Linked DNA regions of Homo sapiens: regions 1 and 3 are each linked to region 2. A link is an interaction called in ENCODE POLR2A ChIA-PET data of the cell type or tissue named here. Cell type or tissue: MCF 10A. All regions are shown on one strand.

Evidence for each region. Peaks named below come from ENCODE experiments on the same cell type or tissue, not always from the same donor. Only the 100,000 strongest peaks of a DNase experiment are listed, where the experiment ranks them.
Region 1: POLR2A ChIA-PET joins it to region 2 with 11 read pairs; 5 of 35 experiments call an interaction of 5 or more read pairs at or near these places.
Region 3: POLR2A ChIA-PET joins it to region 2 with 10 read pairs; 3 of 35 experiments call an interaction of 5 or more read pairs at or near these places.

What each region holds. Positions count from the first base shown.
Region 1 is chr6:3,516,490-3,521,489 of GRCh38, forward strand. No RefSeq gene overlaps it. Among named protein-coding and RNA genes, the nearest start is that of SLC22A23, 62 kb to the left of the region's middle. In MCF 10A, no CTCF peak of the experiment used is centred here; DNase peaks (open chromatin) are centred at 1,022 and 1,992.
Region 2 is chr6:3,279,849-3,284,848 of GRCh38, forward strand. It overlaps SLC22A23 (solute carrier family 22 member 23), which reads right to left. Exons shown (of 10, transcript NM_015482.2): 9 at 4,004-4,127. Among named protein-coding and RNA genes, the nearest start is that of PSMG4, 23 kb to the left of the region's middle. RefSeq lists a silencer at 2,247-2,541 and an enhancer at 2,670-3,597. In MCF 10A, no CTCF peak of the experiment used is centred here; a DNase peak (open chromatin) is centred at 2,503.
Region 3 is chr6:3,400,682-3,405,681 of GRCh38, forward strand. The region is part of intron 3 of SLC22A23 (solute carrier family 22 member 23); the gene reads right to left. Among named protein-coding and RNA genes, the nearest start is that of SLC22A23, 54 kb to the right of the region's middle. In MCF 10A, a CTCF peak has its summit at 2,078; DNase peaks (open chromatin) are centred at 2,150 and 2,710.

The DNA.
Region 1 (5,000 bases), 240 kb after region 2:
CTCCCCCACTCTCCATCATCTCCTCTGCTCCCCATCATCTCCCCCGCTCCCCATCATCTCCCCCGCTCTCATCTCCCCACTCCCCATCATCTCCCCAACTCTTCATCATCTCCCCACTCCCCATCATCTACCCACTCTCCATCATCTCCCCCCTCCCCATCATCTCCCCGGCTCCCCATCATCTCCTTGGCTCCCCGTCATCTCCCCCACTCCCCATCATCTCCCCCACTCTCCATCATCTTCCCGCTCCCCATCATCTCCCCCACTCCCCATCATCTCCCCTGCTCCCCATCATCTCCCCTGCTCTCATCTCCCCACTCCCCATCATCTCCCCCACTCTTCGTCATCTCCCCACTCCCCATCATCTCCCCACTCTCCATCATCTCCCCCCTCCCCATCATCTCCCCGGCTCCCCGTCATCTCCCTGGCTCCCCGTCATCTCCCCCACTCCCCATCATCTCCCCCACTCTCCATCATCTCCCCCACTCTCCATCATCTCCCCCACTCTCCATCATCTCCCCACTCCCCATCATCTCCCCCACTCTCCATCATCTCCCCCGCTCCCCATCATCTCCCCCGCTCCCCAACATCTCCCCCACTCCCCATCATCAGCCCCACTCTCCATCACCTCCCCTGCTCCCCAACATCTCCCCCCCTCCCCATCATCTCCCCCGCTCTTCATCATCTCCCCACTCCCCATCATCTCCCCACTCTCCATCATCTCCCCCCTCCCCATCATCTCCCCGGCTCCCCGTCATCTCCCCCACTCCCCATCATCAGCCCCACTCTCCATCACCTCCCCCGCTCCCCAACATCTCCCCCACTCCCCATCATCTCCCCCACTCTCCATCATCTCCTTCCGCTCTCTCAACCACCTCTCTGCAGTGGTTCACTGCAGGCCAGCGGAGTGGAATTCATGGATGCTGAGGGAGCAAGTGTGTCTGCAGAGATTTCCTTGAGGTCAAAATACATGCTTTTAGGAGAAGTCACGTTGCTTTTGCAACCCAGTGTTTCACAATGCCACATTGCTCATTACCTTTTCAAAATCTCCCTGTATGAAGCTGTTATTTTTTTTTTCTGTCCTCTGCCACTGAGCTGTCATAGAAAGGCATTATGAGAGCTAATCCCTGTAATCCCCAGGGAATTGTCCGTTATGAAGCTCCGTCCAGGTCTATCTTGCTGTCTTTCCCTGGCTTACCCAGAGCACCTGCCTTGGTGTAATCCTCCATCGCTGCCACATGGAAGTGTTTTTTCCCTTCCTAAACAAGTTCCTCTTCTGGTATGGCTGTCAGTGGACCCTGACACAGCCTTTTGGAGCAAAGCACTTGACGGTGTCCAGAATTCACATGGTAGCACACAGGTTGCACTTCCAGGAGGCAAGGAGGTAGCTCTTGACCAGAACCCTGGAACTCTGCTCTCCCAGGTGACCTTGGGGAGCCATAGCCCATCTCGGGCATCCCTGTCTCCTCTTTAGAGAGAGAAATTGAACACAGTGATCTCTGAGGTCTAAGCAGCTCTAAACCTCTGTCTTGGACAGCTAGGACAGAATTTAAATGAGCATTTATTGTTTTTCACCCACCTAGTTCTTCTAGTTAGGTTACAGAATAAGGCAATTAAGCCAAACCTGGACCCGGGCAGTGCCAGCCTGGGGCTGCAGCTGTCTTTAGTGTGTAGCCTGGCTCTAGACCTGGCCCCCGAGCAGCTGCTTCTTGACACTTCCAAAGGACAGCGCTGTTCTGTGCCCCTCCCAAAGGTGGTCCTGCAGGACCCCAAGCCTATGTGAATTTCTCTCCATAACTCGCAGGGTGGCAGGGCACAGCACAGGACCCACACGCCACCTGGGGAAGAGGAAATAGGAAACTGACCACGGCAAAAATGAACAAGAGCCAAGGATACACCAAGCTGCATTTCCAGCCAGAGGGAACGTTTGGCCTGGGATGGGCTCTGTGGATGAGTCAGCACGGGAGCGGCAAACGCGGCCTGGCAGGCCCTGGGCCTGTTATGGAGAATGTTGAATGCCCTGGGGCGCAAATGAGAGAGAAGGATGGGGAAGAGAGAGAGGCTTGCACACCAGACAGAGGCAGAGAAAGAGGCAAGAGGCATATGGCCCTGATTTTCCCTGCCAAGAGCCTGATAGTAAGAGCTAAGGCCAGTCTTCAGGTGTGCACGTTGTTTTTTCACTAAACCCTGAGTCACTGCTGCTGCCCTCCAATACGCTGGAGGTGATCGGGCATGGGAGGAGCAGGGAGGATGGGGAGGTGCAAAGCTGATGGGCTATGGACCCTTCAGCACACCCGCACACAGCTGTCAGCAGCAGCACTCATTCCTTTCTGAGCCAGGCTGCGTTCATCAGCAACCACTGTGTCCTTTGCAGGGAAAGGAGCTGAGCCCAGGGAGCTGGCAGATGCTCTCCTCAGATTTTCACCAGCAGATCCCGTTGTCTAAGGACAAAATTACTATTTTGCCAGAGTATACGGCTTTAAAGCAGAGGGCTTTAAATACATTCCAGACAGAAAGAAGGAATTCATTTTCCCCTTCAGTACAGGATCAGCTCATCTGAGGACAAGTGTGCCCTCTCCTCCTCAGCTATGTCTGGAATTAATCTCCCAGAGTTAGACTGTTTGGTGCAAAAGAGAAATGAAAAAATGCAGTCCTAGGATGTTTAACTCAACAGGTGCGAGATTCTGAAGGGGTCTGGACATGTCTGCTCTGTGTAATTAGCAAGAAAATAGTCCAGTTTAGCAAGCATTTATTAAACAGAAACTGTGTGCCAGGCCAATTGCTGGAGCTTTCAAACTCACTAAGACTGACATGATCATATGCTTTCTGATGATTTTGGTGGTTTTCAGAAAGAAAGTGAATGTTGTAATTGCTTCGTTGAGCAACTGCTTAAATAGTCACTATAGCCTCTAAAAGAATAAAAATCATTACATTTAAATTTTATTTATTTTGTAAAAGACCAAAAATAAACCGAAGCTGTTGAGCCTTAAGTGAATGTTTCTTTACCACAAAGGATATTATTTCTCTAAGGGTAAGGAAAGAGATTGCAGATAACATGAACAGGTTGGGATTTTATATATGCATGCATGCACATACACATACAATATGCATCTCAATTTTAGAACAAAGCAATTGTCTCTTTCCAAAGAAAGAAGAGGATACTGGCATTCTCATGTGGCTTTCATTTCCCCTCCTCTTCGTCTCAATTTTAGTAAGTTATGTTAGAGTTGGTTGGACTGAATCCCCCAAAAAGGTTTTCTCAAATTCTAGTCCCGAGACCTGTGAATGTGGTCTTATTTGGAAAATAGGGTCTTTGCAGAAGTCCTTGAGTTAAGATGAGGTCAGGCTGGATTGAGGTGAGACCTAAATTAGTGACTGATGTTCTCATAAGAGCAAAGTTTGAACACAGATACACAGAGGAAAGAAAGCCACATGAAGACAAAGGGATGTTGGAGTGATGCAGCTACAAGCCAAGGAATGCCAAGCATTGCCAGCAACTGCTGGAAGCTGGGAGAGAGACCTGGAACAGATTCTTCCTTGGAGCCTCCAGAAGGAACCAACTCAGCCGACACCTTGATCTGCCTTCCAGCCTCCAGAGCTGTGAGACAATAAATTTCTGTTGCTTTAAAACTAGCTAGTCTGCGGTGCTTTGTTATGGCAGCCCTAGGGAACGAAAACAGACATTTTCACATTGACCAGGTTTATGTGACTGATCACATTCCGTTTGAGAGCTATAATTCTTATTGGCGTGTAACATATGTTGTATATTTCAATAGATTCATTGCTCACCACCTGTTTCCTTAGGTCTACAGTCTCCCTTTTCCTCCTCCCCACTCCCTTCCTCGCTCCCTCCTTTCCTCCCTCTGTCCCTTCCTTCCTTCTTCCCTTTCCTTGGCTATATGTTTGCATAATTGCTCAGCCATTCTTTGCATCTAACATATGCTTGGGTAGCTCTCCCCAGACATTCTGTCTGCTCTGAGTTAGAGTAATTTGACATGACTCCTTCGAGGCCAAGCTGTTTTTCTCTATGAGCAGTCTGAAGACTGTTTCCCTTTCTGTTGGCTTAGGGGATTGCAAAGATAAAAGGAAAGAATTCAGTCACTCTGATTTGATATATTTGTTGGTCTATCTGGACTTTCTTTCATGAAAGGAAATTTTGTTAAGTGTCCAGTACTAGGACCAGCTCTGTCTTGCCCAAGGGCAGACCCCATTCCCATGGGGAAACTGGAGGGTTCAGATCTCTTCCCTGATGCAACTACTTAGTCCTCACAGGGGATTCCCCAGCTCCTTGGTCAGAAGAGGAGTGAAAGAAAGCTCTCCTCTGAGCTTGGCCCTCAGGGTTTGGAGGGTCACCAGTAGGGCTTCTGGAGATGGGGAGCAGACTGCTGAAGACCCTGCTGTGCTGGGCTGGGACTCGGGCCCCGCTCCAGAATCTAATGCTTCTTTCCTTGGCTACTGATTTTTGAAATGTACTTTTTGTGGTTACGCTCTTCTACTTTGTTGTTGTTGGGAAATTCCTTATGACTGGAATTTTAGAATGCTTGAGCTGGAAGGTAGCTTAGAATCAATCTGATCCTATGTTATGTATGACACAGGAACCATGGAACTGGAGCCCAGAAACGCTCGGCCTTCCTTCAAGGAGAGGGTGAGGTGATGGGATTTATGAATGGTGCCCAGAGTGGAAGCATGGACCCTGCAGTGGGACTGCAGACCACGCGGCACCGTGCAGTGTGCTTGTGAGTCTGAGCCAGGCAAGTCTATTACATTTCATCAGATAAACACAGTTGTCAGAGCTAGCTGGGGATGCCACAGGCAGTGTCTGAAGCAGGGTCTGGAATCAGTTGGCGGCTTCAGCCTTTACCCTGAGATGATTCTATTTGTGTGAACTGTTTTCTTTATCCCAATAGGGCAGTCTTCATATTAACCCATTTCTCCATTAGTTTAACCTTCTCACTCTTCCCGTATATGCCATTTGGGGGAGGAATGTTTTTAAAACCTAA
Region 2 (5,000 bases):
GGATATCTTTATTTTACTAGCAATAGGATCTCAATAAGGTAGGAAAACTGATATGCAGGCCGACTTCTTACTAGAAATGGCAAACTTCATTGAATTAAGGATTCCAGAATCAAATTGCTGTTAGCCATGTGAACGTTACCATCTCACATTGAAACACCCGAGGCGAGGCTCCTGTTCTAGCTCCTCTTTTATATTACTTAATGTGACTTGACTAAATTTCTGTGAAGTTGAGGATAAGCAAATATTTGTACCATTTTTTATAGAAATAAATACAACTGCTGAAGATGCCCAGCGAAGAAGAAGAATATGAACTGTCCTGTGCTGAGCCCAGGCCCTTTGCACATGGCCTCCATTCTCCACCCCCGCCTAACAAGGTGCCTGTAGTCAGTTTTGTTTTAAGACAAGGACACTAAAGCCGGCCGAGGGACCCACCCAAGGCCACACAGGGAGGCGGCCTCAGGATCATGGGCAGCTCCGTCTGGTTCCTTCCCAGGCTCCGGGCCATATCATCAGCACCCTCCCCTCATCCTGCCCCGCTGCTCATCGCTCGCACGCCACAGGCGCTGCCGGCATGGGACGCATGCTGGCTTCCTGTCTGCTACTCAGTACTTGTTTTCAGATGTGACATTTTTAAGACACAACTTTTTTTTTTTTTTTTTTTTTTTGAGATGGAGTCTCGCTCTGTCGCCCAGGCTGGAGTGCAGTGGCGCGATCTCGGCTCACTGTAAGCTCCGCCTCCTGGGTTCACGCCATTCTCCTGCCTCAGCCTCCTGAGTAGCTGGGACTACAGGCGCCCGCCACCACGCCCGGCTAATTTTTTTTGTATTTTTAGTAGAGACGGGGTTTCATCGTGTTAGCCAGATCCTCTCGATCTCCTGACCTCGTGATCTGCCCGCCTCAGCCTCCCAAAGTGCTGGGATTACAGGCGTGAGCCACCGTGCCCGGCCTTTAAGATACAACTTTTTAAAGAAGTTGAACAGACTCTGATACTCCCTTAACCCCAGGTCATCCTGGCCCTCGGTGCCTATTCTTGAGGCAGCATTAGAGCGGAAGACAGATGTCAGGGAGTCGTCAGTCAGGGAGTGTCTCAGGGAGGCCTGTCCGACTTATGATCTAGAAAGGGCCAGGGCTGCCGGAGTGGGCAGGGCAGGAGAAAACAGGCGGGTGTCATGATCACCAGCGCCTGCCTCCTCTCTCACCTGGACCCCTCCGTGAGGGCAAAGGAAGCCTCGGAGCCCACCTGGAGCATCCAGATGGACAGTGGATAGAAAAGATCCGCCCCAGCACAGCCAGCAGCTGCTTCCAGATCCGCCCAGGACCCCAGGCCACTTCTGCCCATGTCAAGCTGGGAGATGGGCACAGTCAGATAGACTTGCAAAGTCACCCAACTCCCAATGTCTTACAGATGAATCAGAGCTGTGCACTGGCTGATGAGAACCACCACCTGGCCTGGGCCTGAGCGGGTAGCTGGTTCTGTCAACGCGAGGTCTGAACAGAATCTCATGAAACAATATTTAGTTAACTTGGCCTCTATCATCCTTGGGGCAATAGATTTCTGCAGGCCTTTGTTGCTTTTTGTGGTGGAACAAGTATGAAAAGTATAAAAGCATTTTTTGAACTTTTTGCAGAAAATTTCATATCCTAATATTTGCTTCCAGGCAGTCCATCCTGGCCCCTTACCCTTTGCTGCCAGAAGGCTTGTCTGTAATAGTGTCACAGGGAAAGGCTAGTTCTGTGCTAAGAAAGATGGAGCTCACGGGCCCCAGGCTGCCCATCGTGGCTTATCTTGGAATTTTCTCTGTGAAGTGGGGGGATGGTAGGGGAGTCTACTTCCATCCTAGGGCCTCCGTGGGAATTGTTCCTCAGTCATTTGCAAGAAAGAGCTGTGGCCTCCCGATGGCACGGGTGAAAAGGGCTCCCAGCGAGAAGAGGGATTTGTCAGGAACGCTAGACATTCTCCCAGCCTGGCCCAGGGACCCCCTTTGGACTTAATTTCCTTTCATCCTCTGCAGGCACAAAAGCATCACCAAGGGTCACATATTTTTTCCAGTTTGTCATCTTGGCAAGCTGAATCTGAGAACATGTTTGTTGAATTTCTATCCTCAAATCTTTCCAGGTTTGCGTCAAAGAGGAAAAGCTTACAGCATTTCCTTCCGTCTAGCTTGCTAAGCCAAATCTAACAGAGAATAATGATGCCTACCAACTGCCAGAGTTAAGGGGTACCCGCTAGCCACCCCCTCCCCCAACAAAATATGCATAATCATGCAAAGGCTGCAGGAGGCCAGCTGGAAACCCAGAAGGTCTGACTGTGGATTCTGGTCTATTGAAAGACTTGGCTTTGCTGTTTTGTTTGATAAAGGAGAGAAATTTCACTTTCCGTCCTTTAGACAGGGAGTGAGCCTGCGGTCGGCCTGAGGTATCCTGCAACTGCAAGCACTAAATAAGCTCCTGACTCATCTCTCCCCTGTGGCTGATGCAGAAGGTAGGGACAGGATGAGTTCCTTGTGCTTAATCATACAATGCCTTGGCATTTCTGTCCAGGTGCCCAGTAGCTGTCAGGCTGGGCCTGTAGGATACGATCCAAGAGAATGAATCAAAAAGTGTGGACGTGAAGATGCTGTTGTTAGCATGGCTACTGGAAATGTGGAAAGTAAGAAAGTCCACGGACCTGCCTACTTGCTCCCAAAGCCTTCCCCAGCTTAGCCTCCACATAGTCTGCCTTGGACTGGAATAGCCGCTACTGGATTTTCCCAAGGGTGTCATTATGCGGACACCTGGGTTTTGACTCACGGCTGAACTACTGCCATTACTCTCAAGTTCTGTTTTATGAAGGCACGTGCATGAGAAATGCTGATACTCCTTTAAGAAGTTCAGTGTGGTATAACTCAAGCTCCTCAGTAAGTCACAAACAGTGTAGGAAAATGACTGCAGCTGAGTGATGCCCTTTTAGTGGAGGCGTGCCTTTTTATTAACCTATAAGCATGGTGGCAACAGTAAATGGCGTGTAGCACCCATGAACCACGACCCAGGGGCAGAGACGGCACCAGGAAGGGGTCAGCCTCACTTTCCGAACTAAAGCAAAAGTGGCTGAGCACAGGTTAGTCACACCTTTTAGGGAGGTATGAAATGGCCGCAGACTCCACGAGGGCGGGACTGTGCTGCTGTGTTTTCTGGGCCTAGTGTCTGGCGCGCAGTGGGCTCTCCATCCATGTTTCTTACATGAGTCAGTAATCTCACTCGCTGTGCTCGCTTTGGATTCATGACATCAACTTCTCAGGTCAGTATGAAATAAGGCTCTTTTGGCCTGGCACGGTGGTTCACGCCTGTAATCCTAGCACTTTGGGAGGCCAAGGTGGGGGGATCACCTGAGGTCAGGAGTTCGAGACCAGCCTGGCCAACCAGGTGAAACCACGTCTCTACTAAAAATGTAAAAATTAGCCGGGCGTGGTGGCGCACACCTATAATCCCAGCTACTCTGGAGGCTGAGGCAGGAGAATCACCTGAACTTGGGAGGCAGAGGTTGCAGTGAGCCAAGATCATGCCATTGTACTCCAGGCTGGGCAATAAGAGTGAAACTCCATCTCGGGGAGGGCCGGGGGGTAGGCTCTTTCTACTTTGTGAAACATTTTGCACTAGCTGTGCCGTGAGGTCTCTTAGCAGAGTTGGCAGCACAGGTTCTGGTGGAAGTGCGGCATAAGTGATCCGCTGCACTCCCCCCCTTGCCAGACGCTCAGACACTGACATATTTCCTGGGCCCAGAGTAGCTCCCTGTTCCCCCTTCCTCCTGCTGCTGCCTGGACAGGACCCCAGGGCCAGGTTCTCACTGCCTCTTGGGCGCCTCGGGGTTGGGTCCAACAGCCACCTCAGCTATGAACCACGAAGCTGATGTGTCCAGAGCCAGAGACAGAGCTGACGCTGGTTAATCCCACACCAGCCTGGAGCCAGGGACTCGTCTTTGATTTCCGAGAAGCCGGCGTCCCCTGGGGTGTCTCCCATGACGCACCTTATCACCGTCGGGGTGATCTCCGCACAGAAGAACACGCTGAGGCTCCCCACCGCATGGGAGGCAAACATGCCCACGATGGAAAACGCGATGGAAAATTTGTCCTTGACGCTGTCACTCATCCCTGGGGGAAGGTCAGAAGAAGGTGGTGAGGGAAGAGAGGAAGCCAGGCCAGGGTGGGAGGGAGGCCTGGGGCTGCACAGCACAGCTCCTTCCCAGTGTCCAGCTTGCGGCATGGATGGGTATGCAATTCCCTCTGGGGACCAAGCAGCACCTCAAGGACTAGAAGCCCAGAGCCCCTGCAGTGGGTTTTGTGGGGCTTCTATGAGTCCCTGTGCGTCAAGCATGCTGAAGCTCATGGTGGCCTCTATTGGAATTCCTCAGCCGGGAGCCATGCCTGGTGGGAGGGCAGGCTGGCATGTCCCTGGTGCCACAGCGACATCCCTCTGCCCTGGCCTATGTTTGCTCCAGTCAGGTCTGATGTGCCCAACGTGTGGGACAGGGTAGCTGAGTCAGGGTTGATTTAAGGAAACAAAAACTCAAGCCACAGAATTTATGGGCCCAGAAGGCAAGTGTTCAACCCATCAAAGCCCTCGTAAATGGCACCGGAGACCGACCTCGCGCCAGGACAGGGTCTGGCACAGTGCACGGGCATGCTGTCAGGACCATACAGCTGGGGCTCAGCTCAGCTTCCCCAAGGCTGCATAGAGGGCAAGCACTCTCCAGGGACACGGGCGAGGGCTGGGGCAGGCCAGGCGGGTGCAGCAGCAGCTTCGAGGTGCAGGGCGGCACTGTGCTGTCCCCATGGGCTGCAGGGCAGCAAGCTTACATGAGTCAAAGGGGGACAGCGGCTTCCCCTGGCAGCACAGACAGCCGGGCCCCAGCACTCCCAGGCTTTCTCCCCCCACCCAGACAACTGTCCCTAAGACAAAGCATGTTGGCGCCGGGCCAGGGCCTGTGCTGAGCCTGGTGCCAGGGGAAGGGGCGGGGGCATGCG
Region 3 (5,000 bases), 120 kb after region 2:
CCACCCAAGCATCTTCTCAACTGTTTCCGTGTGATCACACGCACGTGTGTGCACTTGGGTGTGTGTTGATGAGAAAGAGGGTGGGGATATGGCAAGTCTTCACACACTGCCTTTCAGTATGGACACTGGAACATCAGAACAAAACTGCATCTCTAACTCAACTCAATTGTACTAAATGTAACTGAATATCCAGTTATTGAGTCACGGGAATATCATGTTTCAGGTGACTTTAAGCAAAAATAGGCATTACCGACTTGCCTTCCAATTCCATTTTTTTCTGCTCAATAATAATGAACATCTAACACTCTAAAAAACATTGTCTTGCACAACAATGGAAATATATCACTAAATTGTGCACACTTAAAAATGGCTGCAATGGGACAGGCATGGTGGCTCATGCCTGTAATCCCAGCACTTCGGGAGGCCGAGGTGGGTGGATCACTTGAGGTAAGGAGTTTGAGACCAGCCTGGCCAACATGGCAAAACCCCGTCTCTACTAAAAATACAAAAATTAGCCGGGCGTGGTGGCGCCTGTAGTCCCAGTCACTTGGGAGGCTGAGGCGGGAGAATCGCTTGAACCTGGGAGATGGAGGTTGTAGTGAGCCGAGATTGTGCCGCTGCACTCTAGCCTGGGCAACAGAGTGAGATTCCATCTCAAAACAAAAACAAAAACAAAAAACAAAACACAAAACAAAAAAGGCTGAAATGGTAAACTGTATGTAATGTATATTTTGCCACAGTAAAAAAAAAATATAACTTTCTTTCTAAAATACTTGGCATAGGACAAGACAGTGCTTCTCTGAGGCATACATAAATTAAAACCTATGCTCGAAATAATTCACATTACATTAATCACTACATGGAATTAAAGTTGCTTTGCCACACTTACCTCTGACCTACTGGGCAATCTTTGCTATGCCCAAAGGACATTTTTCAATGTCCTGCATCACTTGACTCTGCTGTCAGCCCCTTCCTTGGCTCCCTGGTAACCAGCCTGGTCTGACTCTCCACTGACCACACAGTCGGTTCCTCCCTGTCTCTCTCCACTGGTTCTTCTACCTCCACCCATTTGTTGCTCAGCTACAGAGCCCCTGGGTGAGCTCAGCTCTGGTAACCTTTAGTTGCTACCTTCATCCTGAGGACACGGGGGCCTTGCTCCTGAACTTCTGAATAACAAATCTCCTGGCAAATCAATCCTCTCAGATGCCCTAAGTCTCCATCAGCTTACCAGGTCTGAAACAGAGGTCATCATCTTCCCCTGTCAGACTCATGGGAGGAAGGGAGTGGTCGGTAGCTTCAGACTCTACAGGATTTGGAATCAGAGTAGAATGCTTGGGCTGAATCCCTTTTATCACCATTCAGAGAAAAATCCCCTCTCCAGGTATCCAGGCAAGTCCCCTGGCCCTCCTTCACCCTTCTCCCCATTCCTCAGTCATTGAGGCTGTGATTCTGCATCCTCAGTGTCTCTCCTGCCCCATGGCCATGGCCCTCATTCGGGCTCTTCTTCCTCGCCTCACTACCACAGCAGCCTCCCAGCTCCTAGCTTGGCCTTCTTTTCCTCTTTGGCCTGCTCACACTGCAGCCTGAGACATTTCTCCAAAACATGCATCTAAGGCTTATCTTTCTCAATTGAGATCCTTCAGTGGCCTGCCACTACCTTAAGGTCATGGAGGATAGGTCTGTGTGTGTTGTTCCATCCTCCTTCCTTGGCTTTGTTATTCATAATTTAGATTCCGACCCCAATCACCAACACTACCCAGAGTGCACTAGGCTCTAGCTAAGCCCTAATCACCCACACTACCCAGAGTGCACTAGGCCCCAGCCAACCCCAATCATCCACACTACACAGAGTGCACTAGGCTGCAGCCCACTCCAATCATCCACACTACCCAGAGTGCACTAGGCTCCAGCCAACCCCAATCACCTATACTACCCAGAGTACACTAGGCTCTTCTAGGATCTAAGCACCCACTGCAAATAGCAAACACCTATTCTCCCTGACCCCACAGAACTCACAGCTCAGGAGTCTCCTCTGGTGCTCACTGTCCCAGCAGGGTGTGTCTCTGCCTCTTCACTCACTAAACTCTGAGTGCGCTAGAGGGCAGGAGCACGTACTTGCCTCTATGTCCTCAACACTCAACAATGGCAAGGGTTTAGTATGTAATCAAGGAACCAACTGTCCATCCCCTGGCACCCGACAGGTCCTCACATGTTCATGGAGCAAATGAGCAAAGGAGAAAATTGTGCTTCCGGGCAGGTCATGAAAAACTAAAACTTAAACTCTTTGTAGCAGAGCCTATCTGGCAGGATGCGCTGATTTGAGAAACAGTTGTTGACAACAAACTTTCATGGCTCTGCACCATTTGAGTTATATTTCTCTCTGTGCTCTCAGCCAAGAGTCTGTCTTTTCAATAACAGCAAGTCTTGGCAAACCAGTAATGATTTTGCTTCCCACTAGATACATTTGGATGTTTTCAAGAAGCCTAATGTTTTGCTTTTTTTTTTTTTACTTGTTTTCAAGGTGACTGATTTATTTCCTCTTTTAATTTGCTTTTAAGAACATAAAACAAAACAAAGTCAGCCCAGTATTGCTCTCTTACACTCCTGAACAATTTTTTCTGGTCGACTCAGCTTTTAGCTTCAGGTCCCATCCTGTCTGTCCAGGTGTGGAAAAAAAAAAAACTCCCAGGGAGTGTAATAGGATTCCAGCCAGCAAACATGTGGTAAGAGAGGCGAATGGAGCAAGCAGGAAAGGATTTCCAGCAGGGGCCAGCAAGGGCAAGGTTGTTGACATGAGGGCAGGGTCTGGAACCCTGGGGAAAGGGAAGCTGTTAACCATTAATCTTACCCTATCACAGCATCTCTTCCCAGCTCACTTTATAGATCGGCACTGGCGCAGCAGCCACACAGCGAGGAAGGATGGAAGTCCAACAACACTAGGTACTAGTGTGGACTTGAGACTGGCACATCTAGGGGGGTAAGAGGAAGCACCCCTGGTTTCACTGCCCCCACTCCCACCCCAAGAAATCTTCAACACTGAAGGAGGCTAATGGCTAAGAATTCAAAAGCCATAGAATTCTAAAACTGGAAGTTACGTTGAAGCTCAATAGTTTTCCATTTGTTTTGTTTTCCATTCATTTTCTCCACGAGTTATCCCAGGAAGCGATCGCACAGCTACACAAAACTTGGTTTAAATCTCATCCCTTACTTTATAGAGAGGGAGACACAAGCTCAGAGAGATCTCACAATCTGTCACGGTCACCGTCAGTCAACTGTGGAGTCTGCAATCCAGCTCAGATCTCCTGATTTTCAGATCTTTTCAGTTCCCCTTTTAGAGTAGTGAACAGCTTTGTTTCAAATGAAGCACAGACACACTACTGAAATTCCAGTCTGGAAAAAACCTAGTCCGTAAGGTTTTGACGCACAGTTTAAGAACAGCCTCCCCTGTGTGGAAAAGCATCCAAATACTCTAATTTTAAAATGCCCAGATATCTCCGAGTATTTGCTACTATTTTCCTCTGATTTGGACATAGATCTACCTTCACCAAATTCAAAACACCAAAAGATATATGCACTGGAAAGCCTATCTGTACATTTAGGCAATAGCTACATGTTTTCTTGCACAGACTTCTGGACAGAAGACTGGGCAGATGGGTCTCAGTGATGCCACTGGCCGCTTATTCTTTCTCTGTCCTCACATTTCCATTTTTAATATGCAGGTGAGATGATATATCCTTACATGCCCTAGAGACATTTGCATTTTTTCCAGAGAAATGTCTATAGAAAGAAAAGTCCAGGTTTTGGCGAACATATAGGTAGAGATAGAGAGAAAGGCCTGAGTAAATTTTTATTTGAAGGACTGGCACAATTTTGAGAAAAATCAGTCTTCAGTGGCATGTTGTGGCTCCCTGCTGGATGGCTCACCCCTCCAGGCTCTGACCCATGACCAGTGGCCCTGCCTAACTGGCCACCACAGCATTCTCGCCTTCCCAGGGGTTGGAACTGCCTCACCAGATGCTTCTATTCTTACTTACCCTGCAGTGAGCCCAGAAGCTCTGACTGCTCAGAGGTGGGATAAGGGAAGACAGTGGGGTACAGAGCAAATGCCCTGTTACTTTTTGCTTAGAAATTTACTCCTTTGCTTTTCGCAGTTTGCCCGCAGGGTTAGTAATGTGTTTCCAGTGAAGAAAATGACCAATGGAGAGACCTCAATCTGCTCCGATTTCCCTGTTGTGCCCATCTGAACCTCAGTAAAATCAAAATTCCTTTGAAGCTTAAAAAAAAAAAAAGATTTGTCGGCCAGGTGCGGTGGCTCATGCCTGTAATCCTGGCACTTTGGGAGGCCGAGGCGGGCGGATCACGAGGTCAGGAGATCGAGACCAGCCTGGCCAACATAGTGAAACCCTGTCTCTACTAAAAATACAAAAAAATTAGTTGGATGTGGTGGTGGGTGCCTGTAATCCTAGCTACTTGGGAGGGTGAGGCAGGAGAATCACTTGAACCTGGGGGGCGGAGGTTGTAGCGAGCTGAGATGGCACCACTGCACACCAGCCCAGGCGACAGTGCGAGACTGTCTCAAAAAATTTAAAAAAAAAAAAAGTTTGTCAAAGGCCTTCGGTAAACTCTGACTCATTTCCTTGGTGGAAATAGCCTTGTGAGTGGAGTTGGTCCCACCAGGAGAAGGGCTTTTTGCCCTGAGAACTTGCTGCTACTGGGAAGGCCCACGTATCTGAAGATGGGGAAACCGGGTGGAGACAAAGAGACGACCGAGCACGTATTCATGCGAAACTTTCCCTTCACCCAAATGCAGAGCAAATGTTTGCTCCCCAGAAGCCCACAAGGTAGCTGAAGCCATTTCTAGTTGACATCGGCAATCTCCATTCTCTTCATTCCACACTTTGACAACTCACTCTGTGGAGCCATTTGGCTCAGTCAAATTTTTTTTTTTTTTTTTTACATATATAGCATAGTGCTGATGCTTAAAGATCCTGTTGACTGAA